Regions from separate parts of the Homo sapiens genome. Here regions 1, 2, 4 and 5 are each linked to region 3. A link is a loop called in an ENCODE intact Hi-C map of the cell type or tissue named here. Cell type or tissue: Caco-2. All regions are shown on one strand. Each heading gives the region's core, and the rest is flanking DNA. Links, peaks and the distances in the headings are about the cores only. Region 1 has its middle 36 kb from the start of SYCE1L. Region 2 overlaps ADAMTS18 (ADAM metallopeptidase with thrombospondin type 1 motif 18). Region 3 overlaps ADAMTS18 (ADAM metallopeptidase with thrombospondin type 1 motif 18). Region 4 has its middle 6.7 kb from the start of LINC02131. Region 5 holds the start of LOC124903727 (a long non-coding RNA gene).

Region 1 (5,927 bases), core at 508-5,507, 140 kb after region 3:
GAAGGTGACTCAGAGAATGCCAGCATCCACTGCCAGAAACTTGACACCATCTGGACCATTTACCCAACCTGACCTAACATATTATGACAGCCCTACGTGGGGCCCCAGGTAAGCCAAGAGAGGAACCACCCAGACCCAGCCCAAGCTTCAGAATCATCAACAAATACATGATCGTGGTTTTCAATCACAAAACTTTGGGATAGTTTGTTAGGACATCTTTCTTGGTGTTTTGGAAAAGTCACATGTGTATAGGAAGTCACAGATACCTTTGTGTTTGGGAAGGCAGATTATTCCCATGGGAAAATCCTCTTTCTCCCACTCTCTTTATCTAAGTCACTCCTATTCACTCACTTTGCAGGTCACAGATTAGACAATCTTCCCCTGGGAATTATTCTCTGACTTCCGCAGTTATACTACATTTCACGCACCCATGCTTGTAATGCCTGTTTTTCCCATCAGTCCGAAGCCCTGGGAAGGCAAGGACAGAGCCTGCCTCGGTCACTGTCATACTCCCAGCATCTACTTTAGCACGTACCATCCGTGGAAAGAATTTCCTTCTTATGTGTTAATATCTCATGAGTCCTTCACGTGTTTACTGATCCCTTAACCAGGCTACCCGTTTCACTACAGGATCATGCTGTGTGTGACAATGTTTCTCCTTAAAGGATATATGCTCCACCTCTGTGTCTATCTTCTGTTCATAGGTCTACATCTGATCACTAAGAGCCCTTCAAACCTCCCCCGAGTATGTGCGTATTTGAATACAGGTGCAATGCTCTCTGTAAGTCATCTCTTCTTCAGCCTACAGTATAAAAAACAGCTGAGGGCCCTGGGAACATCTGGCCTGGGGTAGTACTTGACCATCCAGAGCCTTCTCCTGACAATTTTTCAGTCACTCAAAACACCTTCAAAGTGTAGCATCAAAAGCTCAGCACCACCAAGAGTGGTCTGACCAAGGCAGGTTAGAGAAAAATTGTTACATTCATGGCTTCAATCTTTTTTCTTTTGTTAATGTCACTTTCAGCTCATGTTGATTTACCAGATAGCTTTGTTTTGCTGATTATAAAGGCCTTGCAGCCAGCAGTCATCTGTGTGAAAAAGACTCCTGGGTCAGCACTCATTCACATCTCACCTCGACCTGACAACATGCACTTTGTTTTACTTATTAACATTTTAGGGAACAAGCACAGCATGTTTCATCTACTCTTGTTCTATTTTATTTTCCTTTTGAGAGAGAGTCTCACCCTGTTGCCCAGGCTAGAGTTCAGCGACAGGGTCTTGTCTCACTGCAGCCTCAACCTCCTGGGCCCGAGTGATCCTTTCTCCCCAGCTTTTGCCTCCCGAATAACTGGGACTACAGTCGTGTACCACCACACTCAGCTAATTTTTTAATTTTCGTAGAGACAAGGTCTCCCTATGTTGCCCAGGCTGGTCTCAAACTCCTGGCCTGAAGCGATCCACTTGCCTCGGCCTCCTAAAATGCTGGGATTACAAGCTGTGAGGCCTTAGCCTTGCTTTAGAATGTATATGGTAATTGGACTTTCTAGGTGCTATTGTGATTACAAAAGACTGTAATATGCGATGCTCCTGAGACTCTACACGAGGCCAGAATTCCATATTATATTTCACTTAACCAGAACTTGCTTTTGGTAGAAAAGCTTCTATTTAGCAGTTGGTAAAATTATTTAGTGCAATAGTGATCTGTTTGGAAAATTAAAAAAAAAGGCCAGGCACAGTGGCTCACGCCTGTAATTCCAACACTTTGGGAGGGCGAGGCAGGCGGATCACTTAAGCCCAGGAGTTTGAGACCAGCCTGGGCAACATGGTGAGGTTCTGTCTCTACAAAAAATAAAAATAAAAATAAATAAATTAGCGGGGCATGGTGGTGTGTGCCTGTGGTCCCAGCTACTTGGGGGTTGAGGGAGGAGGATCACTTGAACCCAGGAGGTCGAGACTGCAGTGAACCAAAATCGTGCCACTACCCTCCTGCTTGGGCAACAGAGCAAGACCCCATAAAAAAAAATAAATTACAAGTGACACTGAATTTAATTTTCGAATGAATTTTCTCTTGTTCCAGCGTTGCAGGGGGGAGTGAAGGCTTTAACAAGAAGGGATGATTTAGAATTAGACAAATTTGGGATTGCATCTCTTTTCTACCACCCTGTAAATCAATCACCTAGAGTATTAAGCGGGCGGGGTAAAGGATAAAGTTACTTTCTTATGTTAAACTACACATCTATGTGGATAGATATGATCTTTTAGTGTGCGCATCTGTGCTGAGTATACTGAAGCATGCATGCAACTCGTCCTAGTTCTTTGCTTTTTCCCCCTCGGTGGCTTAAGTCTAAAAGAGGTGCTAAAAAGATGGCAGCTCCTTCTGAACCTTGCTTGGAATTGGTGGCTCAGTGGCCTTGCCTCAGCTTGGGGGCGGTGTGTGTCTACGCAGAGCAGTCACACCTACGTGGACAGTAACAGGGCGCTCTTGGTTAGTAGGTGCACATGTGGGTCGGGGAGCAGAGACAGGAGGCTCCGCAAAGAAAGCCTCGGAGCCAGCCCGGCTCAGTGCCCAGCCGCGAAGCCGTAGCGCCCTCTGGTGTGCCCTGAACATATTGCATGGCGTCACAAGGCGGTTGGGACCGCTTGGAGCATCTCTGAGCCGACGCTGCCATCTCCTGGTGAGAGTCGCTTTCAGCAAATCTCCAGACTATTCAGCGTTCTAGGCTAGGAGCCACAAGGACTGGGCCACTTTCGCCCGAATTCCCAGGGTCCACTTTTGGAAGGCATGAAAACACACAGGAAAGACTAGTTGGCTGCCAGCAGAGCCCCTGATGACTTCAAAACATCCTCTGGGCCCGCCTTCCCCTACACAAATCTTTACCACTGCACTTTTGTATGTTTGGCGAGGGGGTGGTTGGGTTTTTTTGTTGTTGTTTTGCGATTTTGTTTTTTTGAGACAGGGTCTTGCTCTGTCACGCAGGCTTGAGTGCAGTGGCACAATCACAGCTCACTGCAGCCTGGACCTCCCTGGACTCAAGTGATCCTGATGCCTCAACCTCTTGAATAGCGGGAACCACAGGTGCACCCACCACGCCCAGCTAATTTTAAAAATATATTTTGCAGAGGTGGTGGGGGTGAGGGTCTCACTGTGTCGCCCAGGCTGGTCTAAAACTCCTGGCCTCAAAGGATTCTCCTGCATCAGCCTCCAAAACTGCTGGGATTACAGGCATGAGCCACGGTACCCACCCTGCTGCACTTTACAAACCACCCTGTGCTGCTTGTTTTCTTTCTGGTCTTTGAGGCCCCTACATGATTCTGAAGCAAATTATGTGAAGATGTTGTTGTCAGTGGTAGGAATTAAGCAACTTTACCAGAAAGTAATTTTTCCATGTTATTTATGCATGGAAACAAATATGTATTCTAAAGCAATATATACTGTTATATTTACTGTTTAACCTCATAGAAACCTTGCAAAATAGAAGCCACTTAAAGCCTCACACCCAAACCTCTATTGGAACCTTTTCACTTGGCTTTGTGTGTACTTATAGAACAAATTAAACACATAAATACTAAAAACAAAAAGCAGCTCATAATCCTCTCCTTTTGGCTTTAAAAAAATTATTTAAAGGCTTAACATGTATTAATTTAAAGGAAATGGCATGAAATGAAGAAAATGTCTCCTCATCCTGTCTTCCCAAGGGAAACCTGTGTAAATCATTCCTCAAACATCCTCCTAGGTTAAAATGAAGACACCTGCCATGTATATGTAGACAGTATTAATCTCAGTCCACACAGGTGTGAAAAAAGCTGCACTCTTTGTATAGTCCGTTCTCCCATTGTTACAAGGAACTATCTGAGACGGGGTAACTTATGAAAAAAAGAGGTTTCACTGACTCACAGTTCCGCAGGCTTAACTGGAAGCATGGCTGAGAGGCTTCAGGAAACTTAAAATCATGGCAGAAGGCGAAGGGGAAGCAAGCATCGTCTTACTGGGGCGTCTTACCAGGGCAGAGCAGGAGAGTGAGTAAGAAGGGGGAGGTGCCACACACGTTTAAAGGATTAGATCTCCTGAGAACTCAGTATCGTGAGAACAGCAAGGGGGACGCTGACGTGCAAGATCCAATCACCTCCCACCAGGCCCCTCCCCCAATTCGACATTGGAGATTTGGGTGGGAATACAAATCCAAACCATATCAGCTTTAATTTTTATAACTAACTTATTTTCGGGTGGCCCACATTTTGACAGGTGGGTGGTAATTATATGCTCCAACTGTTACCGGAGAGGGGTCCTGATCCAGACCCAAGAGAGGGTTCTTGAGTCTCCCGCGGGAAAGAATTAGAGGTGAATCCATAAAGCGAAAGCAAGTTTATCAGGAAAGTAAAGGAATAAAGAACGGCTACTCCATAGGCAGAGCAGCGGCTTGGGCCGCTCAGCTGCTCAGACTTAGTGTTACTTCTTGATTACATGCTAAACATGGGGTGGATTATTCATGAGTTTTTTGGGTAAGGTGTAGGCAATTCCCAGAACTGAGGTTTCCTCCCGTTTTTAGTCCATATAAGGTAACTCCCTGACATTGCCATAGCATTTGTAAACTGTGATGGCATTGGTAGGAGTGTGTTTTAGTATGGCAATGCATTGTAATTAATGTATAATGAGCAGTGAGGACGACCAGAGGTCACTTTCATTGTCATCTTGGTTTTGGTGGGTGTGGCCAGCTTCTTTACTGCAAGCTGTTTTATCAGGAAGGTGTTTGTGATGTTTGACCTCCTAATCTCATCCTGTGACTTAAAATGCCTAACCTCCTGGGAATACAACCCAGCAAAGTCTCAGCCTTATTTTACCCAGCCCCTATTCAAGATGGAGTCGCTCTGGTTCAAAGGCCTCTGACATAACCTCTAAGGGTGATGTTAGGAGTTACAGTGTGGAGGTTCGTTTGGTTCTTGGCCAGCTATTCTACCAGGTGATTTTTGAGAGATCTGTGAATTCTGGACCTTTCAAGAGGTCCTTGGCCATTTCCATGGTGTGCGCAGGATGTGGGTGGGGGGGGCTGGGGGGGGAGCCTCTTTGCCAATCCCATGTTTGTATAAATATGCCACTGGGCACGTCCCTTTCAGTCCTGCAACTTCTTTGTAAACACCGCATAAACCTGGGACTCCTCGTCCAAGTCCAGGGCTTCTCTCCTCCCTCACTCCCTTCCCAACCCAGAGGAAGCTCTTTCTCATCTGTGAGAAAGCATCTCTTTTTTATACTCCACTTTTGACAAAGTAGCCCTATTTTCATCCATACCCGAGAATCTTATTTACTCTGTGGCTTAAGATTTGGGCAAAAATATAGAAGGATTAGAACGATCTCATTTCTTATTTGCTTTGTTTCTCGTCTGAGGCGATAATGAGATGAACAATTACTTGTCTCCAAGAAACAGACATCAGAAAAACATCCTGTTTTTTTCACAGAAATTAAGTATATCAAAGTATTTTCCTGCTCTATTTTCCCATTATCTTTGTGGTTATGAGAGTGGCCTGAATGTGGAGCATGTTGATTTCAAACTCTAATTACAGTGGTTGTTTCCGGTTTGGGGCAACTATTAATAAAATTTGCTATGAACATTTACGTATACTTTTTTTTAAAAAACGGAGTCTTGCTCTGTCGCCCAGGCTGGAGTGCAATGGCGTGATCCCGGCTCACTGCAACCTCTGCCTCTCCAGTTCAAGCCATTCTCCTGCCTCAGCCTCCCAAGTAGCTGGGACTACAGGCACCCGCCACCACGCCCAGCTGATTTTTTTGTATTTTTAGTAGAGACGGGGTTTCACCGTGTTAGCCAGGATGGTCTCAAACTACTGACCTCGTGATCGCCCGCCTTGGCCTCCCAAAGTGCTGGGATTACAGGCGTGAGCCACCGTGCCCGGCCTTACGTATACTTTTTAATGAA
Region 2 (5,927 bases), core at 394-5,393, 68 kb after region 3:
ATATTATGTATCAGTGACTGCATTATGTTTATTTTATTGGGTTTGGGAATACTGAGAAAAACTAAATCTATTTTAATTCTCCACTCCTGAATATCTAAATTAAGTGTGTGTGTGTTGTAAGAAATTAAATTTTCAAGTGATTGAATTGTGAAAACTGAAGATCAGAGTGAAACTTTACACAAGGCTTTGTTGACAGTTCATCTGAAGTAGACACATACATATGCTGGGCTTTTTGAGTATGCCTGAAAACAATGTTTTTCCATCTTGAGGTTTAGGTGTAGGTAATTTAAGGTCACTGACTTTGTCCTTTGTTTAAGCAATATGGAAAAGGCCTGTTTCATACACAGTTTTAGGAGACCTTGGCAATAAGGATTAAAATGTACACAAGTTTTTTTTTTTTTTTTTCATGATTAGCTAAGGTATCCACTTAGAGATGACACATTCTCTAGAAGTGACTAGAGATGAGGTATCTTACTAGTTCATGCTCCTCCTTTCTCTCCTCTTCCTTTTCCCCCATTTCAATCTTTCTCTGTCTCTTTGTCTGTATCTCTCTCACCCACATACACACACACAACAATGAATGAGTCACATTCTCTATCAAGCTGTCATGCAGTTGGAGTGGAGGTGAGGAAATTCATCATGAGTGTTTCATTATGAAGTAACTTCATCCCTGTCTGATAAACAAAGTGATTCAGTATGACATGATAATACAGGTTGCTATTGTATGGCTGAAATATGACCACCTGTGTTTTCACAGCATTCCTTTTTTAAAAAGTTTTAAAAAATAGAAAAGCTCTCGTTTATGTTAGGAATTTTTTTCTCTATGTTTAGCAGAAGAAGAGGGCGTTTAACTCTTTGAAAGCCCATTCCTAGTGTAATAAGGGAGAATCCTGAAGCTGAAAACGACAGCAGCCTTTCTCATGATAGTAAGTGAGAAATAGGTTAACCACAGCCTAGTTTCAAGGCAAGAAGAGACATCTAAAGAAAATTACTATAATAAACAACTTCCTGCACTCTTTGGCCAAAGGAGATGACAGGGTGGTGGGGACCAGGTGGACAGGCACATTGATCAATGAGATGACAGTGTGAGCACCACTGACGAAGTATTACCTTGTCATCCAGCTCCTTTGTGACCCTGCCTGCTGAATTCTCCCCAAGGTAAAGGGGCTGAAATGAGTAAGGAAGTGCCTCAAGATACAATCAGTGTAAGGGAAGGGAGATTAGCCAAGTAGCATGGACTGAGTGAAGACACAAGACACAAAAGAAGCAGAGAAGTAATGGAGAATTAATTCAGAACAGATGATAGAATAGTCAGGCTCGAGAGGACGATTCAGAGGTACTTTTGCGATGGCACGTCATTTGTCTAGAGATTGCCATTTGCTATTTGAAGTGGGGGCCTCCAGTTAATTCATGGCAAATACTTTTGTGACGGGTTAGAGAACACTATTTCTCCCCACTACACTCTGAGGAATGTTGATGAGTTGAATTAGAACTGTAGTCAAGGTTCAATGTGTCAGCCCACACCTTTGAAGCTGCCTAACAGATGCATTTCCAAATCCCTGATCAGGGTCTTTGTATTACTGTCTCTTGTCAAATTCAATCACTCACACATAATAGCAATGATGATACCTGGTCATGTTCTTCCAGCTTTGAAGCAAATAAGTCAAAGAAAATGGGCTGAATTCTAACACAAGTTTCCAAAAATCACATGAGCTTACAAAAACATGAATCCACACCACAAAACCATTCTTTCCGTGAGACACAGGAGTGTAAGGTGCAATTTGGGCTTTATCAAGAAAAGGCCAACCAATAAAGTCTATTATATTTCAGTTGTTAAAACAATGATTATAAATAAATCCAGGGGAAAATTGATTGAGGAGATCAAGTATTCTTAAATTAGATGCCAGTATGTTCAAGAAATAAAATTCTTAGGTTCAAACCCAGTGTCACAAAGTAAATGTCACAGCACACCAGGGAGGCCCAGTGTTGTCTTTCCAGCAGTTAACACAGTTTTTAGAATTTTAAATTAGAATCCTGGGCTTGGTGTTTCAAAGCTTGAGAGGCAATGTTGTGAGAGTGAAGATGTGAGGTTTTAGGGTTAAACAAGACCAGAGACTTGAGTCCCATTGCTGTGACTTATTAGCTATGTGACTTTGAGTATTGGTTTATTAGTCTACACTATTGGAATTAATAGCACCTTCTTCTTAATGTCGTTATCAATTTTAAATGAGATAATGCATGTACAATGCTTTGCCTGGCACATAATAAGCACTCAATAGGCATTGTTAATTTTAAAGCAATCGAATACATTATTGAGGACAGGAATTGAGTTTCCTAGCATGCATTAAATAAAAAGCTAGTCTTTAAAATTTATCCATAACCTTTATGGTAAAATGAGGACAACTTCTTGAAGAAGAAGAAAAAAAGAGGCCTTAAATAATGAAACAAATACAAAGCTGACTGAAGGAATTTTAAAAAGTTTTAACATTAAAAATTAAAAGTGGGGACGAAAGAAAGAGAATCATTTACCCGTGATTATTGAAGATATCCTTTGTTTTAATTTTATGTGCCTTAAACAGAAACTGCATCCCCTTCCTTCAGAGAGTTGTTGGTAGATTCCAGCCCCTGTCTGTGGTTTTCCAACTTAAGAAGCTGTAAATTTTATAACTCTGCACCCTGCGGTTAGAGCTGCTGAGTGTTGTGTCTGAAGTCAGGTGGTTTGTGTGTTAAAGGTAGACATTAAACATCTCTATGGAGGACCTGGAAGCATTTAAGGAGGTTGCTTGCCAGCTGTAAATTGGAGACTCCATGCCAGTTGGCTGGAAAATTCTCTGGACTAAGTCCAGTTAAGTAGATTGAATCACTGGCGGTCTTTCCAAATTTGTGCATTTAACAGCTTGGCTATACACTCCGACATGCGGCACGGGGTTGTAAGCAATGGCATTATTGTGATGTGGTGCCATTACGGGAGGGATGCGGTGCTCCTGTACCCTGAGCATGTTTGTGTTCTCCAGGAATGCTGAGAAAAGCAATGGACTACTCTTGACATGGTCACCGAAAATGTTCTAAAATGTGAACAATGGGAATGATCATTTTCAAGTTACATATTGCCCAAGATGTGTTCCCTGGCATTCGTAGAGGAAGTTAGCATCTTAGGTGGTTCTATGCACACCTCTCCAGGGTTGTCCTGTTTCCCCACATCAGTGGGAGAGGCTGTCTGTGGTTTGGTTGATGGTGATGGACACACTAAAGCACGTGCTGAGATATAATCAAGGCCACCAAATTGGGGGCTATATTCTCCAACCATGAAACGAGAGAGAAGTCATTGTCAGATTGCAGGGTCATTTCGAATTTGAAAAATTTTTAATTGTGTCTTAAAACTGATCCAGGTGAGAAAACCTGGATTTAGCTGGGCAGGACTAGCTTCATGGGCATGGGACCTGCCCAGCTGCAGAGGACGTTGTGCTTAGAAGCGCCCTTTGGTTTAATGCTTCACTGTCACTGTCTTGAAATTCTTAATTTTTTCAAACAATGACTGTTGAATTTTCATTTTGCACTGGGCTTTAGAAATTATGTAGCAGTTTTTGAGGGTGGATTTGATTTGAGAAAATTCTGATTTTTTTTTAAGAACAGGGTGAAAGAGAAACTTTCCCACAGAGATTCTATGAGACAAGTGGACAATAATCTCCAAAGGTTTAAGTATTTGCAGGCATCAAACAGTAAGAGATAAGAGGATTTCTAGGATACTCTTGGTCACTGTTCTTCTCAACACAGAATAAAGATGGGGGCAAAGAGCATCTTACTTATTGAGAAGCAAATAATATGCTACAATTGGCACATACTTATCTTTTATATATTTGTCTTGGTACTTATTTGTTTAAGTTTTTACTTCCTTTACAAGGCCTTTACGAGCTGATGTTAAGTAAATTCTTACATCAGCTTTCTGCTGGTTTGTACAAATATTGTCTTTCGGTCTACATGATAACACATTGAACTCTGCATGTGAATTTATAGCTACACATACATTAAAGGCAAACCTTGAGTCATTTGATTTTTGTAAAGTTAAGAGGCCTTCATTTATGTATTCATTGAATGCATTAATATGTTAAGGAAATAAACTATAAACAATATGCTCTATATGCTACTGGCCATAAAACTGTAATAGTAACACACATACACAGGCATACAAATAGCTACTATGTATTTTATGAGTTAATTTAAAGCTGCACGTTCCTAAGAACATGTACAGCAAATTGTGTAAGTTATTTCTCTTTTTCTTTTGGCCAGATACATGAGTTTTGTATTACCATGATATTATGAAATGGATTTGTTCCCTTACTGCTGTTTAATATTCTGATCATTGCTGGTCTTACCTTTAGTTCAAGGATTTTACTTTGCTGAGGATCCTCATTTTCAAGTTTAGGAAAAGGGATGTGGGAAACACAGTGTAACAGTTTGTCTTTTTCAGAGGGGGGAATAGAAATCTTCAAAGAAAACAGAAGTATTTGATTGTTTTTGTTTTTGAGACAGTGTCTCACTCTATGGCCCAGGCTGGAGTGCAGTGGTGTGACTATAGCTCACTGCAGCTTCCAACTCCTGAGCTCAAGCAGCCCCCTGCCTCAGCCTCCCAAGTAGCTGGGACTATAGGCACACACTACAACACCTAGCTAGTTTTTTAAAATTTTATTTTAGAAATGGGGTCTTGCTGTGTTGCCCAGGCTGATATTGAACTTCTGAGCTCAAAAGATCCTACTGCCTCAGCTTCCCAAAGTGCCTGGCCAGAAACTCAAATTTTGTTGCTTTGTGTCTTCTTCGCTATAATCATCACCGAGATTTGTTATTAATAAGTGATAGCTACAAAGCTTCTTTAGATGATAATGTGATTTCCTCCCCCACCTCAGATTTACTAAAACATTTCAATTCCTTTTATAGGATCTGTAGCACTTGATTTTTTGAGATGGAGTGTTGCTCTGTCGCCCAGGCTGGAGGGCAGTTGCGTGATCTCGGCTCACTGCAAGCTCCGCCTCCTGAGTTCACGCCCTTCTCCTGCCTCAGCCTCCCGAGTAGGTGGGACTACAGGTGCCCACCACCAGGCCTGGCTTGTTTTTTAATATTTTTAGTAGAGATGGGGTTTCACCATGTTAGAATGGTCTCGATCTCCTAACCTCGTGATCCACCCACCTCGGCCTCCCAAAGTACTGGGATTACAGGCGCGAGCCCCCGCGTCCGGCCCTAGCACTTGATTTTTAACCCAAATAACTGTGACTGTGTTTTTTTAATATATGAATCTGTCTCATCTTCTCCACTGGGGGATATCACTTCTCCCCCTCCCGAAAGTCATTTTTTTTTTTATTGTCTTGACCGTGGAGGTCACAAGAGACATGATGGTGGCTTAGATCAGGGCAGGAGCAACAACATATGAGGTGGTAAGATATGAGAGAGGATAAAAGTTAAAGTAACACCATTTCTGATCTATTAAATATGAGTGTCTGTCAGAAAAAGAGAAGTCTAAAATGGCTCCAAGTTTTTATTTTGGCCTAAACAACTGGAAGGGTATTCCCTATGAGCAGCCTTTCAGGGAGGCAGAAAAAAGTTAGACATTGATATACTCTTAAGCATTCAAGTGGAGATGCCAAGTAGACAATGTAGTATGGAAGATGGGTGTCAGAGGCGGGGTGTCATCCGTAGCCATGCATCCAGTATGGTAGCCATTAGTCACACATGGTTATTTAAATTAAAAGGCTTTTGACTTCAACCACACGAGTGCATTTCAAGCACTCAGTAGCCATACGTGGGGCAACTACGGTGGTCACATCCTGGTGGAGATGAGGGGAGATGGAATCAGTGTGTAGTAAAGAACTTGGACTTGGAGCCAGGACAGGGCATCCTGAGTGACAGCAGGGGAGGAAGAGGAGGATACGGATACA
Region 3 (5,927 bases), core at 623-5,622:
ATCACTTGAAGTCAGGAGTTCAAGACCAGCCTGGCCAATGTGATGAAACCTCATCTCTACTAAAAATACAAAACCTAGCCGAGAGTGGTGGTGGGCGCTTGTAAGCCCAGCTACTCAGGAGGCTGAGGCAGAAGAATCGCTTGAACCTGGGAGATAGAGGTTTCAGTGAGCTGAGATCACCCCACTGCACTCCAGCCTGGGTGTTGCAGGGAGACCCTGTCTCAAAAAAAAAAAAAAAAAAAAAAAGAATGATTTAGGCCCTTGAAATCTAAAATAGAAAACACCTGTTCACAAATAAAACACTTGTTTTTTTCTCATTTTAAAGAATAAAACATTAAACTATTTAAATAGAATATTGACTCTGGGTCAGAATCAATTTAATTTTTAAGCTTTAGCAGCTAAGTCACATAATGGAATTTCTGTATCTTCTGGAAAAGACAAAACACAATGCAGGAAGAAGCAATGTGAGTTGACCCTGCAGCACACAGAGTCCAGTAGCGGGCGCAACCCAGTCCTTTCCCTCGGCTTGACTCTTGTCTCTTGAGGGGAAGGGGTTGGTTCCCTGGGTGGAGAGTTGGGGCAGCTCTTCCACCACCATCAACCTTTGGCAGCCACATCTAAGTGGACTTGGGGCCTGATATGGTTTGGCTTTGTGTCCCCACCCAAATCTCACGTGGATTTGTAATTCCCAGTGTTGGAGGAAGGGTGGGAGGTGATTGGATCTTGGGGGTGGATTTCCCCCTTGCTATTCTCATGATAGTGAGTTTGCATGAGATCTGGTTGTTTAAAAGTGTGTAGCACATACCCCTTCACTCTCTCTTCCTTCTGCTCCAGCCATGTAAGATGTGTCTGCGGCCGGGTGCAGTGGCTCATGCCTGTAATCCCAGCACTTTGGGAGTCTGAGGCGGGTGGATCACCTGAGATCGGGAGTTCAAGACCAGCCGGATCAACATGGAGAAACCCCGTCTTTACTAAAAATACAAAATTAGCCGGGCGTGGTGGCCCATGCCTGTAATCCCAGCTACTCAGGAGACTGAGGCAGGAGAATCGCTTGAACCCGGGAGGCAGCGGTTGCAGTGAGCCGAGATCGTGCCATTGCAGTCCAAACTGGGCAACAAGAGCCAAACTCCGTCTCAAAAAAAAAAAAAAAAAAAAAAAAAAAAAAGGAAAGAAAGAAAAAACGACATAAAACCCTTTGCCTTCTGCCATGATTGGAAGTTTTGAAAGTTTCCTGAGGCTTCCAGTCATGCTTCTTGTACAGCCTGTGAAAACATGAGCCAATTATACCTCTTTTCTTTATAAATACCCAATTCTCAGGTAGTTCTTTATAGCAATGAGAGAACGATGAATCCAGGCCTTTCCTGTCCTTTATTGTAGGAGGAGCCTAAGGGCGTCCCCAGTCCATCTCCTTCTTAGCAGGCCACTTGGTCTCTGCTTTCTTCCTGTTCTCACCACCCCTTCCGCTCCTTAGCTCTGAGACATCAGTCTCTCAGTTCCATCATGGACTTCCCCATCGTGGACCAGGAGAGGACTTCCGGTCTCACAAGAAATGCCTCCTCAGAAAAGTGTTCCGTTACCTCCCCTCTAAAATTAGCTTCCCCGCTCCTCTCACCCCTTCTATTATTTTATCTCATGGAACTTTGCTCTTTTTCTTCCTACTTATTTTATTTTTTTGAGATGGACTCTCTCTCTTTCACCCAGGCCGGAGTGCGGTGGTGCGATTTTTTGTATTTTTGGTAAAGACGGGTTTTCATGCCTGTAATTCCAGCACTTTGGGAGGCTGAGGTGGGCGGATCCCCTGAGGTCAGGAGTTCGGGATCAGCCTGACCAATGTGGTGAAACCCCGTCTTTTTCTTTACACTTTATACAGAGGAATAATATTTCATTCCCATTTGTGATATTTGCTGGTTTAGCCCCTGGTTCCCCCATTGAATTGGAGGCCACGGGAGACCACAGATCTGTCTCATTCACTGTTACCAAGCCAGACTTTGCTTGTTTTCGATATCTCAAAATGCTTTAAACACTCCACAAATAAACAGATGGTTTCTTTTGGGTGTATTGGGTTTATATTTTTAAGCAATAAAATGTATTTATTTGGTTAGATTCCAAGGTTTTCTATCAAACTAAAGCAGAAAAATAATACTTTTCTTTTTTAATATCTAGCACTGTAAAATTCTTGTTTTGTTATAAAGAATTCTTCTAGATTTTTGTCCTTGTCACTCTGAATAGGAAGATGACAGGCTATGTGAGACAAAGTGTTTGTCTCAATATAGGATGCCCATTATTATTATTTTTTAAATTGCTTTCTCAGTGTGGAAGTTTTCTCTATGCATTTGAGTTGTCTGCAGTTTGCATGTAACAGGGAGAAAATAGAAAGCTTCCAAACCGGTTAGTCCAGTTAAAGCACTTAAGTGGCTTAAGCCTTTGATATTAGTTGAGCCAAGTAAGGAAGTTAGTAAGGCTGGAGGGCTTTCAGGGATAATTCACTTTTTTTTCCTTCTATTCTGTGAGGGACTTTAAATGGTGTTTTTGGTCTGCATGCAGCTTGAAAGAGGTGAGGGCATGGAGAGGGTCCTTCTCAGAGAATGAGGGACCTGAAATTCTGCCTGTGCTTCCTGCTGGGTTTTCCTCCCAGGGAGTTGTAAGGTTAGGTTAAGGTATTGCACTGAATGCTTATGGCTTCACGTCTGAAATATAGACAAGTTCATGTGCATTATAGTCTTGAAATTGTCACTTCCTATGTCTGGTTTCCTTCTCTGATATTGGCATGCCTTCAGCATCACCTCCACTCTGAAAAAAGTCTGGGGATGAAGAAACAATTTTTTTTTTTTTTTTTTGAGATGGAGTCTCACTCTGTTGCCCAGGTTGGAATGTAGTGGTGCAATCTCAGTGCGCTGCAAACTGCTCCTCCTGGGGTCAAGCCATTCTCCTGCCTCAGCCTCCTGAGTAGCTGGGATTACAGGTGCCTGCCACCACGCCGGGCTAATTTTCATATTTTTAGTAGAGATGAGGTTTCACCATGTTGGCTAGGCTGGTCTATAACTCCTGACCTCACGTGATCTGCACTCCTTGGCCTCCTGAAGTGCTGGGATTACAAGTGTGAGCCACCATGCCCTGCCTGGAGAAACAAATATTTACTAGCTGATAACAAGTGGCATGCATCAGAGATACTCAGGTGACCCCTGCTGTCACAGAGTGTGCAATAAAACTGCATATGAGGGATGGTGGGGAGAGGGTTGCATTTTGTTTCCTTATTGAAGATAGACATAAAGCCAGTAAACTGTGACCTGAGATTATTTGGAAGTGAGAGAGGATAATTTTCTTCATGTTATTTTTTTATTTCCATAGGTTTTTGGGGGACAGATGGTGTTTGGTTACATAAGTAAGTTCTTTAGTGGTGATTTGTGAGATTTTGGTGCACCCATCACCACCTGAGCAGTATACACCGCACCCAATTTGTACACTTTTATCCCTCATCTCCACTCCTACTCTTTCTCCCAAGTCTTCATAATCCATTATATCATTCTTATGCCTTTGCATGAGAGAGGATAACTTTTTTTTCTTTTCTTTTCTTTCTTTTTTTTTTTTTTCTTTTTTGAGGCAGGGTCTTGCCCTGCCGCCCAGGCTGGAGTGCAGTGGTGTGATCTCAGCTCACTGCAACCTCCGCCTCCCGTGTTCAAGCGATTGTCCTGCCTCAGCCTCCCGAGTAGCTGGGACTATATGCCTGGCTAGTTTTTGTATTTTTAGTAGAGACAGGGTTTCACTGTGTTAGCCAGGATGTTCTCAATCTCCTGACCTCAGCCTCCCAAAGTGCTGGGATTACAGGCATGAACCACCACACCTGGCTGAGAGGATAATTTTCAATAGGGTCGTGAGTACGGCTTCTCTGAGAAGATGGTGTTTAAATTGAGACATCAGCAATGAGCACCAGAAAGCCAAGTGAATTGATAGGAGAAGACTGTAGGGGAAAGAAAAAAAATGTGTGAAAATGCCATTTAGTATGGAAGAAGTTACTAGGTTCAAAAAGTGAAAGGAGCGTCCTGTTTAGAATGGTGTGAGAAGAGGAAGAGAGGACAGATAAAGCTGGCAGGTTCTGCAGGGAGTTGATTATGCAGAGATTAGTGGGTCAGGAATTTGTGATTAATACCAGAGTGAATGGAAGAAGTTGATTAGTGCTGGACAAGGACTCTGGCTGTTGTGGGGAAACCCTATTGGATAGGACAGGTGGGATTTGGGACGTCAATAGAAAGTGTCCAAATAAGAGACGCGAGCATCTACCAGCATGATGTGTGCTAGATCTGGAAGGGTGGGCTTCTCTGAGGTATATCCTGAAGATATGATGGCTGGGATTTCTCGGGTTGTGAAATCTGAGATTTTACTTATCTTGCCTATTGATTCTCTTGTCCCATAATCTTCATAAGGCCACGAATGTGAACCATTTCATTTACTTGTGTACCATTCTTGTTTATGGCAATGCCTGAAACAGGACCAGGACTCAGGTGCCCAGCATGTGCTTGTGAATGAAGACTCCGTCTTTGATTTCAGGCTCTACACATCATGTCGATGCCACAGCTCCTGAGATGACTATCCTGTGTTACCACAAATTACAAGATTTCATGATCTTAATGGCTGGATAGTATTCCATTGTGTATATATACCACATTTTTATTTGTTTGTTGACAGACACTTAGACTGATTCTGTGTCTTGGCTATTGTGACTAGTGCTGCAATAAACACTGGAGTGCAGATATCTCTTCAACATACTGAGTTCATTTCCTTTGAATAAATACCCGGTAGTGGGATTGCTGGATCATATGGTAGAACTATATTTAATTTTTAAAGGATCCTTCATACCATTTTCCATAATGGCTATACTAATTTACATTCCTGCCCACAATGTGTAGCAGTTCTCATTTCTCCACATCCATGCTAGCATTTATTGTCATTGTGATAATAGTCATTCTAATTGGGGTGAGGTAATATCTCATATGGTTTTGATTTGCATTTCCCTGAAAATTAGTGATGTTGAGCATTTTTTTCATATACCCCTGTTGGCCATGTATATGTCTTTTGAGAAGTATTTATTTAGGTTTTTTGGCCATCTTAAAAATCAGATTATTATTGTTATTTTTTGCTGATGAGTTGTTTGAGTTCCTTACATATTCTGGATATTAACTCTTATCGGGTACATAGTTTACAAATATTTTCTCCATCTGTGGGTTGTCTCCTTAGTCTATTGATTGTTTCCTTTCTTGTACAGAGGCTTTTTAGATTGATACACTTCCATTTCTCTGTTTTTGCTTTTGTTGCCTGTGCTTTTGAGTTTTTCTCCAAAAAATCCTTGCCCAGACCTATGTCATGAAGTATTTTCCCTATGTTTTCTTCTAGTAGTTTCATATCTCTTACTTAAGTCTTTAATCCACTTTGAGTTGATTTTGACATATGGTGAGAGGTAAGAGTCAAATTTCATTCTTCTGTATATGAATATCCAGTTTTTCCAGCATTATTTGTTGAAAAAACTGTCCTTTCCCCACTGTGTTTTTAGTGCCTTTGTTAAAAATTAATAGGCTGTAGATGAGTAGATTTATTTCAGGGTTCTCTTCTGTTCTGTTGTTTTATGTGTCTGTTTTATTCCTATGCCATGTTTTTTTGGTTACTGTAGCTTTCTAGTATATTTCAAAGTTGAGTAATGTGATGTTTCCAGCTGTGTTCCTTTTTGCTCAAGATTGCATTTGCTCTTCAGGGTCTTTTTGTGGTTCCATATGAATATTAGGATTGTGTTTTCTTTTTTCTTTTTCTCCGTTTTTGTTTTTGTTTTTGTTTTTGTTTTTGTTTTTAATTGAGTCAGAGTCTTGCTCTGTCACCCAGACTGGAGTGCAATAGAATGATTTCGGCCCACTGCAGCCTCCACCTTTCAGACTAAGGCA
Region 4 (5,927 bases), core at 535-5,534, 210 kb before region 3:
GAACAGGCTGTACTGTGGTCCCAACGCCTGGAGAAGGCAGAGAAACAAGACTATCAGACTCGAGGTTTGTCATGGTTAACAGGCGCTTTGTGTCAGGGCCACCTGAGGGCACTTGCCAAATTAGGTAACCAGGACCCCAGACATGACAGCTGTGCAGACCCAGGGTCACTGGCCCCTATAGAGGTGTCTCCCTACATGGGAGGAAGACACCATTCCTAAAACTCAGACATCCAGGTCGGATGCTGGTTCAATCTCCTGGTTCAAGCAGTCCAGCCCCAGTAGCTGAAACTACAGGCACATGCCACTATGCCTGTCTAATTTTTTGTATGTTTTGTAGAAACGAGGTTTCACCATGTTCCTCAGGTTGGTCTCGAACTCCTGGACTCAAGCAATCTGCCAGCCTCAGCCTCCCAAAGTGTAGGGATTACAGGCATGAGCCCCACTGTTCCTGGCCAAAATGTTCACTTTTAAGCAGCCTCACAAGAGATTGTGATACCCACAGAAGCTTTAGGATCTCTGCCCTCATTGGGAAGGCTATAAGCTTTAGATCTGGAACTGAATTTCATGCCCCCTCAAACCCAAACACTTACTAGATGTGTGATCTTTAAAAAGTTTTACTGAGCTGCCTTCCTAAAACAGGTTCAACAATGTTTGCCACCCTGGATCATTACAGAGATAAAATACCATTTTCTGAGTAGCCATTAAGTGTCAAGTATGTGGAAAGTACTTTTCATAGGTGATTTCAATGTGCATTCTTATAAAATTCCAAAGGAAGAGAATAATTTTACTTTTCATCACAGGGCTCTGCTGTGTGAATATTAAGCCCATTCTATAGATTAAGAAACTGACGCTTGTTAAGTCCCTTGCTCAAGGGTGATACAGGCCTATAGCTCCCTCTTCCATGGCTCACCCCAGGTTTTTTCGCTCTGCATTGAGCCTTTTCACCTCTGATCTCTCCTCACCAGTAAATTGCCACACTTGATTTCTACCCCCAACCTGGGCACTTACTCAGTATTAATGTGTAGGATTCTTTCCTAGAGTAATGCCAAGGAAAATCCAATCAGATGTCAACAAGAGGATCTCATCTGAGAAACCGATGCCAGGTGGGAAATGAGTCAGGACAGCACAGTAGGTGGGAAATGAGTCAGCTAGAATCTTTTGCCTTCTCTAGAAACAAAGACACTTAGACTGATCCACAAGTGAAGGGATCTTGGCACGTGTTCTGCTCTGGGATGAGTGCAGGTCCCTTACAGTAACTCTCCTGATGATCCTCACTTCCACCCCAATTTACTTTTACCTAGCACCAGTCTGAGGCCTTTTGTCACCAACATAAATATCCTTTCAGCTTCCCCTTTCGATGCAGGAAATAACTGCTAGTAACGGCGAAAGCCAAGACTGGACCACGTCACACGAATTCCACTCCCGAACCTCTTTTTTTTTTGGGGCCAATTAGCTGAAAGGGTTCGGGGAGCTGATCACAATCACTCATTGGGATCTTTCAGGAAGCAGGGGCAGAAATGAATTGATGGAAGTGGGTAGCGCTTTTCTTACGTTATTGGCTTTACTTGAAAACTCTGTTCAGGAAATTGTGGGCATTCGTTAAAGTGCTGCTTTGACCCCTGACTTCCATGGACTCACTGTGAAAACAGCTGATTGGTGAGATGGGAGGATGAGCTGAGTAATACAGGACACCATGACGTGAATCACAGAGGCCCAAGCTCTTGCACATTGCACAGTGGCGGTTTCTCGAATGCTGGGAGTGCTTCAAAGTCTCCACCTCATGATGGGCAGGTCCGGGGGTTACGCCCGGGAACCATAACTAGAAGTGGCTGTTTGGTGGTTATATGCAGGAAACTCTGTCAACCCATTTTACAGGTGAGGAAATTCAGCCTTAGGAAGTCTGGAAATGTGTCCGAGATTACACAGTAGAGATTCATACATATAGTCATCTGATCTTTAAAGCGGTGTTCTTTCCATTTTATCATCAATCATTGAATGCGATCCTAGGAGTTTACCCCCTCCCACCACTCTCGTGTAGAATTTCCTTTCTGCTCTGTTTTGTCAATATATCCAACATTTGGAAAATCAGTTGTATGTTGCATGTGTGTTTCCCCAAAGGGTGACTTTATGTCTTAGATCTCAGAAGCTTGGAGGGTGCTTGATGTTTCAGAGTGGCAGAGACTAGACATTTCTATAGGGTTTTCTACTGACCACGCCAGCTACCAGTGGACTGAGAACAACTCAGTATGGTCTTGTCGCTTGGCTTAGCTTAGAGTACAATTCTTGTAGATGGTTAATGTGCTTTGAAATAATGCTAATGTTTACCCTTATTTCTCAGGGCCAGAAAATGGACAAGATGAAGCCTCTAATCTAAGAATTAGGACAAAGAAAATGTACTCACTAGTGCCAGGCATGGTGGGGCGCACCTGTAATCCAAGTTCTTTGGGTGGCCTAGGCAGGAGGATTGCCTGAGTAGGTGACAGTGAGCTATGATGGCGCCACTGCACTCCAGCCTGTGAAACAGGGTGAGACCCTGTCTCTTAGGAAAAAAGAAGAAAAGGACTGACTTTTTTAGTAACCAAATAAGTTGCATTGTTTCCTTCTAAATTGCTCTTTGTTCTTCTTGGAAATATATTATTGCTTGTGCAGACTCTCAGGGACTATACATGGTAGCAAATAAAATTATTATCATTTAATAGACTCTAGGAATAACATGGGCGTCAGAGGTGTGCTGTTTCAACCACTGTCCACAAGGTGGCAACCTCTCCAAGGAAACTGAGACCAAAATCTAGTCTTTAAGCAACTATTATTATTTAAATGCTTATTGGGCAACTCCAGCACGCTTGGCACTGTACTGAATACTTAAAAGATTTAGCTTCTGCCTTCGAGGGGATTACCAAGTAACGAGTTTCAACAGTCTCTTGAATTAGACTATTTCTCAGCCTCCTGTGTCCGTCAGTCACTGTAAATCCTGGGTCTGTATCTTTAAAAGAGAGTAAGATGTAGAACAGAAAATAAATTTCATTGAGTCCTACTGTGTGCCAGGTATTGAATAGGCACTTTGCATGTGTGGTCCTCACTAGGAACTGTCAGGGGCGTGATGACTGTCCCATGTTACAGAAAGGAAGTTGGATAGACATTTTAATATTGGAATTCTAATACCACAGAGCTAGTCAATGGCAGAGGCAAATTACAAAGCCATAGTTATCTGCCCCTACAGTCTTTCCACTGGTCACTGTCTCACTGCAGAAAACTTGTGGAATACATTATTCCCAAGAAGTGGTCCAAAAGAAGAAATAGCCACAAAATCCTTTAGATATTTGCATTGATGTCATATCCCTAAGGAATGCTTGTGAAGGAAGACTCTAATTTTTTGAGCTATTCCTTGACTCTTTAGGAATGAGTCTATATTGGCATATATATGTAGAATATATCTATATTCAGTATAGATATTGGCATATAGCAAGGTCATATTGTCAGGCTCACAGCACTGTACTCCAGCCTGTCCAGCCTGGGTGACAGGATGAGATATTGGCACATGTATATATATGTGCCTATATCTATATATTCAATATAGATATTGGCACACACACACACACACACACACACACACATCCCATCTACACTTTCTCGCTTTCACATTTGAAAATGCTGCTGTAGCGGTGAATGAAATATTGGAGTTAATGAAACTGAGATGACCCCAGGAACAGACCCTGGAATGAGGATACAGGTACAAGAAGAGACTCCCAGGGAAGAGCAAGAAGTGGGGAGGCAGGGCAGGACAGGGGAAGATGCCAAGGGAGATAGCAAGTTTGGGCAAAGTCCTCCAGGGGGATCTTCAGCCTGATTCCATAAGGAAGACTTAGGAGGGCAAGCTACACCTTAGAATCTGGGGCAGGGGAGATGAGGATTTCCTCCTGCTGCACCTTGCAGTCATTTGTTAAGAGCCAGGAGGAGGGGAAGGACATAGGGACATACATTCCAAGGAACTTGTGGCCTCTCATGCTTGTGAGCAAGGCTGGCTTCATTTGCCCGAGATCAGAATCTGTTAAGAGCTCCTGTTGCTGGCTGTTTTAAGTAAAAACACACAGAAGCCAGGGCTGTACACATGCAGCACAAAGATACTCCGGAGGATCTGGGTGGGGTATCAACACTGCCCCCACACGTAGTAGGTTCTTGGCATTGAAACTTTTATGTTGATGGTTTTAAATCCTTACTAACACCTGTGATTTGTAGTATTTTGCAGCTAGACTTCAGCTATTAGAGTAACTTAGCAAGTCACTCAATCATACCTGATATAATGAATTCTAACCCATTTCTTTTCTGACCTGCAGTGATTTGCTAAAGATTCAAAATCCCGGGAGGGACTGCTTAATTTGCTTAAGTTAGCCTGCTTTCTCCCTGTCTGGCTTCAGCTGCCCAACTACGATTGGAGTTATCTGGATTTGCCATCAGACAATGCCTGCCCTATGCAAGAGCAATCAAGCCCAAAAGGAAGGAGAATGGGTGGTGAGCTGCCAATAATGACAAACTCCCACTAAAGTTCATAGATACGAAGCAAGCAAGACCCTCTGGCCCACTTTGAGCCAAATCCAGACCTCATTGTGGGGTGGTGCATGAGCTGGGGAGTTTGATCTGAGACACTAGCTGGATGTCAACTTTCCAAGTCACTAGTGGCCTCTAGGATTAGAAGCTTCAATCTCTACCTTTCAGAAACCCCTTTGGGTGTTTCAGTGTTGGCCAGGTTGAGGTTTGGCAGCACATTTCTGGGGAGACAGACCACAATCATAGTGTTGAAAAGCATACATTCAGAAAATGATAGGAAGATCATGGAGGCGGGATGGGCTTTAAATAATTTTAAATAAATTTCCAGAGTGAAAACTTCCCAAGGCAGCTGCTGGTGATGTTGGGATCCCAAAACACCCGGGAAGAGCAGACCTTAGTGTATTTACATGCCATGCAGACGCAGCTCTTCCAATTTCCCAATCAGCTCTGCATTCCCTGTAGGAAGCACTCACATTACCTGGGATACCACAGAGGCGTTGATGCCCTTGGCACCATCACTTGAGGAAGGATGATTTCACCCGTTTGCTCTCATTTCAGCATCTCCCTCAGCTCAGGGCTTATACTTGTCTTAAATTGTTTAAAGCTCCAAGGAACCTCCCACTGTGTGATGTTAGCTCTGCACATGTGCAGACAGTTGGGGAAGAATCATGTGCTGGAACATCCTGGTCCTTTTTTCTGAGCCTGTCTTGGACTGGCCACTCAGCAGCTCTCACTCGGCTGCCTTAAAACATGCTGATTGCCCCAATTTATAAGCTGATGCTGTGGTAGCTGAGGAGGCAGCAGTAAACTTCATGGAATGATTAGAGAGTCAAGTGTGGTATGTAAACTTGAGGTCTCTGACATTTTTTTCTGATTTGGGAAAGAGATAGCCAAGATTCTAGTAAAACTTGAGATTTTGAAGAGTCTTTAAAGGAGGCAGTACTAAATAGAGGCTAGGGGAATTAACAGAGGGCTTGAAACACTCAGGGACCATTCATGGTGGAAAGCCATTCACTCCTAGACCTGTAGGATCCTTGAGGGCTGCAGCCACAATAGGGAGGGTGCTTATGAATACCTCTGAAAGGCTTCTAAGAAGAAATGATGCTGCAACTGAAATGTGTAGCTTCATGGGAGTGAACTGGGCACAGAGGAGGTAGGTGAACCTAAGGGAGAGTGATGTTGCAAGGGCTGAGAACTTAGAAAGAGTTTGCTGTGTTGGGTGGCAGAGCAGAGCTTAGAGTTTGGGGGGAGTCGATGCTGGAGAGCGAGAAAGGAGTAGCCCTGTTACGATGGAACAGGAGTTTTGTTTTCCTCCCATGGCAGTGAGAAGCCATTGAAAGGTTTTAAGCAAGAGAGTAATAACCTTCCTTTGCTGATCTCAC
Region 5 (5,927 bases), core at 383-5,382, 85 kb after region 3:
AACCTGGAAATTCTTTTGCCCATCTTGCCTTTCTCCTGGACTCCATCTCACACCCATGTGGCATCCCAAGGTTCCTTTTTTACTTTATGAGGCTAATGATCTGTGTGATTTTGGGAAAGTCAGTTCCGTTCTCTGAACTTTGGTTTCCTTACCTATAGCATGAGGTACTTGGCTGCTGTATCTGTAAGATCCTCGAGTGAGTGTGGTTGACCTTGTGTAATCCCATCCCTCCTATTTCATGTGGATGGTGCAACCTTATGTCAAACTGCCTCTGTCCAGAAGATGTGATCCTGGCAGTCTTCACTTTTACACATCCTGTCTTGGCTCCTAGTGTTCTGCAACCTGTGGTTTGGGTGTGAGGAAGAGGGAGATGAAGTGCAGCGAGAAGGGCTTCCAGGGAAAGCTGATAACTTTCCCAGAGCGAAGATGCCGTAATATTAAGAAACCAAATCTGGACTTGGAAGAGACCTGCAACCGACGGGCTTGCCCAGCCCATCCAGTGTACAACATGGTAGCTGGATGGTATTCATTGCCGTGGCAGCAGGTGGGTACAGGCCGATTGAGGAGGTGTCTATTCAAGTGAGATGTCGAAAAATGAGGCGTTCTGCAAACAGTTGCTCTTAGTCTGTTAATGGTTGTCTAAGTAAAAACAACTAAGGGCTCAAGTTCTGAAGGCAGAATGGGTTTTGTTCTTTGGCCCTGGGCAGGTAACAATCTGTAAACCTCAGTTTTCACATCTAGAAAATCATTATCTGGGAGAGTTGATTTGTTTTTGTTCATCAGAAAATGTATGTAAAACACTTACCACCAGGCCAGTTATACACTGCTAATGTTGGTCATTGCTGTTGCTACGGAAACTACCACTCGAGTCTTTCTGTTTTAGAAATGCTGCTCACAGCCTTTACTCATTTGGTTCTTACATCATGTTTCTGAACAATGTAATAGCTAATATTTGTCAAGCTATTACTATGCACGGTGCTAAGTACTCCTATTCAGGGGTAGTATGGTCCCTAAAGCTCAGAATGTCAGGCAATTCAGCCAAGGATACTTCGCTTTTAAACTTATCAGATGCTAGAGGCACCCTTCTTTTCAGAAGACTTGGGTGAAACTTTAGCTAGGATTGGTGTGTGACGCGGTCCTTCCAGCATTCCACCCAGCAGATGTTGCTGCACAGCTGTTCAGTTCAGAGGACTCGGGTGCTCCCCACCTCACCATTAATCACAGAGTCCGGGTAGAGGTATCAATATGTACGTACGTTATCTATCTGGGAGGATCTGGAAACCAACACATGGATGAGAGGAAAGGAAATTAGCCTGATTTTCTCTGGCCAGGCATTGTGCTAGGTGTTACACATATTGCTGGGGATTTCTTTTTAAAATTGACTCTAATAAGTTTATTTAGATTAAGGGGTCAGCAAACAGTTGCCACCCAGCCAAATCTGCTCCCCCAATACCTGCCTGTTTTTATAAAGTTTAACTGGAATGTAGCCATGTTCATTTGCTTAATATATTGACCACAGCTGCTTTAGTGCTACAACGGCAGTGAGGAGTACTTGCAACAGAGGCCGTATGCCTATACAGCCTGAAATATTTACTATCTATCTTCCCCTTTAAAGGAAAAGTTTACAAACTCCTAGTTTAGATAATTTGATAACAAGACTTGCCCTTAAATTTTAATTGAGACAGAAACTACAGTCAATTATAATGCATATGTACATTTAAGAAAAATTAATGTAGTAACTTTTTAAAATAAGAAAAATCCATTTAAAGGGCTACATTTTTCCCTGGTTTTCCTTTTGTTATGAAGTATCTTTATAAATTTTTCATATGGCTGTCTGGAAGAAAGACAGTTGAGTTGTCTACTTTTGAAAATTTTTAATTGCACACTGAAATCAGCGACTCCTAAGAAGCACCAACTCTGTCATGCCAACTCAGAATGTGGCTGGGCACCGAGGACCTAATTCCAGAGCTGTCTCTGACCATTTCTTTTTCTGTCCCAGTTTTGAACTATGTCCTCCACTACTGCAGCTGCACAGATTGTCTGGAATTCTTTAAATCCTGTGATTAACTCCCTAGGTGTGTCTGTATTTGTTTCTGCATTCTTAGAGCAGCTTCTGTATTTCTGGAGCTTCTCTTCTTTATGAGTGAGTCACTTAACTGGGAGACACACACTCTTGGGCTAGATAGATAGCATTTGCCTAAAACCCTTCTAATCAGATCAAAGGGATCACACTTGTTAGGATAGATGCTGTGGACTGTAAGCACATGTGCCTGGCTCCAGCCAATCTGTTTCATCAGCAGGCATCTTGTTAATGTCATGAAGCATGGGAATTCCTTCTGTTTGATGTCACTGACCTCAGTAGAGTGTTTCTGACTCCTTCCTCTTCTCTCTGCTGCAGTGCACAGTCACCTGTGGGGGAGGGGTCCAGACCCGGTCAGTCCACTGTGTTCAGCAAGGCCGGCCTTCCTCAAGTTGTCTGCTCCATCAGAAACCTCCGGTGCTACGAGCCTGTAATACAAACTTCTGTCCAGCTCCTGAAAAGAGAGGTAAAAAGGCACCATGCTCCAGTCAACTTTACTAGTCTTTAGATAATTTTTTCAAAGGCTACTTTGTTAGTAGTGCAGCCTGTGACATTGTACAACTCTAGGGTAAGCCATTCACCCGAAGTCTATGTGACAGTGCTCCCTGGAGTTGTATAAGGCACCACTCTGGGGAAGTTGCTGTCCAAATAATCTTTTTCAGACAGTCTCAGTCTGTCATGCAGGTGGGAGTACACAGCTCACTGTAACCTCTGCCTCCCGGGTTCATGCCATTCTCCTGCCTCAGCCTCCTGAGTAGCTGGGATTATAGGTGTGCACCACCACGCCTGGCTAATTTTTGAATTTTTAGTAGAGACAGGGTTTCACCATGTTGGCCAGGCTGATCTCGAACTCCTGGCCTCAAGTTCTGGGTTTACTGTCACAAGCCACATGCCCAGCCTATCCTAGTGATCTTGTTTGCATGGGTCTGAAGGGAATATTTAATTGCTACAATAATGCTTTTTAACCATTATTAATTTGAAAATGGGAACATAAAGGTGAACAACAATAGCCCTCAAGGAGCTCATATTTTAATGGAGGAGACAACTATAATCCATATATAAAGATGTTCATGTTTGTTGAAGATATAAAAAATTCAGAAATCAAAAGTAATAGTCATCAGTGAATATGTATTGCCCTAGGACTATACCTAAATGTTTTCTTAAAGTTAGTTCAAGGGAAGTGCAGTGAGTACTGATAGGAAAATGGAAAGTCTGAGTAAACTGTACCATTCTTCACTATTTGAAGTAATCTGACAAATGCCAGGAAATATCTTTCAGCCTAATCTGCTTGCCTCGTGCTAAAGAATCTTGCACAAGACCAAAAAAAAAATAGCTCTGTAGCAGTTACTCAGAGCCAGATCATCCTAGTCCATGCTGGGATACTACATAGGGAAGAAATGAGCAAGCGGTCATGTTCTTCCAGACTATCAGTGATTTCTCATTTCCACCCTTAATTACCAAAGAAAGATTCAGCCTAGAAGGCCACCAGCACCCCCAACGACAATGACCAATTATGAAATTGCCCAACAGTATCTCCTGGAAGGATGGGGAAAGTCAACATGCACGTATGGTCCAAGGAGGCCATTTGTCTTGTTATTTTTGGCTCACCCAGCACCTAATACCACAATGGGCACGCAACAGGTACTCAATAAGTCTTAAATGAATAAATGCATGAGTGTAGGGCTACATGAAAGATCATGTGAAAAGTGCTGTGAGGTCCTCGATCTTGTTCAAAGCCAAGTCACCAAGCACCTTATATACCTCCAGCACTCTTCTAGGGATGAAAGAATACAGCTGGGTCCTATTCTTAAAAGGTCCTGTTCTTAAAAGAAAGCTACAACAACAAATAAGTGGTGGAATATTCACAGTGTTACAGTGATGGTCAGTTCTACCTGTGGTGCTGGAATGAGGGGAGTCATAGGGTGCATATGAGAAATGGCTTATTAAAAGAGGAGCTTGGCTGAGTGCTGTGGCTCACACCTGTAATCCCAACACTTTGGGAGGCTGAGGCGGGTGGATCACCTGAGGTCCGGAGTTTGAGACCAGCCTGGCTAATATGGTGAAACCCCGTCTCTACTAAGAATATAAAAACTAGCTGGGTGTGGTGGCAGGTGCCCGTAGGCCTAGCTACTGGGGAGGTGGGAGGATCTCTTGAACCCAGGAGGTGAAGGTTGCAGTGACCCGAGATTGCACCACTGCACTCCAGCCTGGGCTTTTTTTGAGACCCTGTCTCAAAAAGAGGAGTTTCTCTCTGTGCCTCATGGCTGAGTCAGGTGGCTTTTGGAAGAATAAAGGATACGAGCCCACGTGTTTGTTCTGACCCAAAAATGTGGCCTACAGTTTACTAAGTTGAGGATTTTCTCCCATTCCCATCCCAAGTATAGGGATGATTACATGCTTGGCAGGGTGACTACTATGAATGTCGTTTGAGTGTATTTTCTGGCTGTGAGTTTTCAGAAAACATTAGTGAGCAGTAAGGAGGCGCATGGTGACGGAAGAAGATTCCGTTCTTTGCCTCTTCTCTGAGCCCCCCACTGTGGACCAGGTACGGTACTCTGCTAGGCACTGTGAGAGTTTCCTCCCCTTATGGAGCTTCCACTTGGGTAGAAGTTTCTACCCATTGTAGTCACTTAAACTAGACCCTAGAGAAGACCATTCTGCCCATGGCTGCATCCTCCTGTCATCCAGTGTCACCAAACAGCTTTGTTGTCCCCCAGATCCCTGCCCATACTGAGTGCCAGTCTAGGGGCAGTCATTGTATATCATCATCAGTGTGTGATGCCTTATCTGGGTATCTTGGTTGGATCTCCACCTTGGGGAAGCCATCCTTATGGTTGCACTGTACATATTATACATAAAATTCTCTTCAGAAAAGAGAGAAGGCCCTAAAGCAGTCATACCACCCAGAGACTTGTGTCACACTGCATTGAAACTGGGTGTTTACGTGTCTGGAAGCTACCTGGGCTGCAGACTAGTCATATTAAGTTAAGGATGAGCAGGCACTCAATACTAATAAGCTGCTCCTCATGGAATCCCACATCTTCAGATGGGGGCAGGCAGCATTGTACAGTGGAAGGAGCAAGGACCCTAAAATCATAAAAATAGAGTTGAATCCACACTGACTTGACACTCAGTAGCTATGGAGCTAGCTATGGAGCTTTGAGCAAGTTTTGAACTTTCTGAGCATTCATAAAACTGGGAAATAATGCTTACTTCGAAAGACTGTTTTGAGTATTAAAGAAGGTAATTCCATTTTTCACACATGTCTTTAGTGCTTACTGTGAACCAGAAACTGTTCTGGGGTCTGATTACAAAATAAACAGGCACGGCTCCCACCTTCTGACAAGCTTGCTTCAAAATGGAAACGGACAACAAATCAACCAATTAGCACACAGTGTCAGAAAGTAAAGTAGCAGGGGTGAAGGGGTGAGGAAATAGGAAAACACCTTCAGATTATAATGATCAGGCACGACCACTTGATTATTTAGCACTTAAACAGAGACCTCAAGGAAGGTGAACCACATATGGCTCTAGGAGAGTGTTCCTGGCAGAGAGACCCCAAAGTCCCCGAGGCAGGAATATACTAATCTAATTGAGGAATGGCACGATGCTTGGAGTACAAGAAACAAGGTGAAGAGTGGTTAAGCAATACATGAAAAGTGGGACTGGAGGCCTTGTCAGTCAGTGTAAGGATTTCAGATTTAACGCTGAGTACGATGGAAGCCAATGGAGAACTTTGAGCAGAAGAGAAGAGCAATAGGATCTAGCTTTAGGAAGATTACTGGCAGTTAAGGTGAAAGGAGTGCAGGTTGTCTCGAGTAGAACAAGGACTTGTCAACTCTGCCAG

What was found. Peaks named below come from ENCODE experiments on the same cell type or tissue, not always from the same donor. Only the 100,000 strongest peaks of a DNase experiment are listed, where the experiment ranks them.
Region 1: a loop joins it to region 3, with 5 times the contacts of the local background. A loop is called at or near these places in 11 of 110 quality-filtered maps.
Region 2: a loop joins it to region 3, with 8 times the contacts of the local background. A loop is called at or near these places in 3 of 110 quality-filtered maps.
Region 4: a loop joins it to region 3, with 10 times the contacts of the local background. A loop is called at or near these places in 4 of 110 quality-filtered maps.
Region 5: a loop joins it to region 3, with 6 times the contacts of the local background. A loop is called at or near these places in 2 of 110 quality-filtered maps.

Annotation. Positions count from the first base shown.
Region 1 is chr16:77,232,918-77,238,844 of GRCh38, reverse strand. No RefSeq gene overlaps it. Among named protein-coding and RNA genes, the nearest start is that of SYCE1L, 36 kb to the right of the region's middle. In Caco-2, for the core only: a CTCF peak has its summit at 2,610 (motif pointing left); a DNase peak (open chromatin) is centred at 2,574.
Region 2 is chr16:77,303,057-77,308,983 of GRCh38, reverse strand. The region is part of intron 16 of ADAMTS18 (ADAM metallopeptidase with thrombospondin type 1 motif 18); the gene reads left to right. Among named protein-coding and RNA genes, the nearest start is that of SYCE1L, 110 kb to the right of the region's middle. RefSeq lists an enhancer at 359-1,558. In Caco-2, for the core only: no CTCF peak of the experiment used is centred there; no DNase peak of the experiment used is centred there.
Region 3 is chr16:77,371,129-77,377,055 of GRCh38, reverse strand. All of the region lies in intron 3 of ADAMTS18 (ADAM metallopeptidase with thrombospondin type 1 motif 18), which reads left to right. Among named protein-coding and RNA genes, the nearest start is that of ADAMTS18, 61 kb to the left of the region's middle. In Caco-2, for the core only: no CTCF peak of the experiment used is centred there; a DNase peak (open chromatin) is centred at 3,125.
Region 4 is chr16:77,581,255-77,587,181 of GRCh38, reverse strand. No RefSeq gene overlaps it. Among named protein-coding and RNA genes, the nearest start is that of LINC02131, 6.7 kb to the left of the region's middle. In Caco-2, for the core only: a CTCF peak has its summit at 2,757 (motif pointing right); a DNase peak (open chromatin) is centred at 2,771.
Region 5 is chr16:77,285,883-77,291,809 of GRCh38, reverse strand. It overlaps ADAMTS18 (ADAM metallopeptidase with thrombospondin type 1 motif 18), which reads left to right. Exons shown (of 23, transcript NM_199355.4): 21 at 332-544; 22 at 2,399-2,546. LOC124903727 (a long non-coding RNA gene) reads right to left here and starts at 2,534. Exons shown (of 2, transcript XR_007065122.1): 1 at 2,355-2,534. RefSeq lists an enhancer at 1,538-2,737. In Caco-2, for the core only: no CTCF peak of the experiment used is centred there; DNase peaks (open chromatin) are centred at 1,169 and 2,379.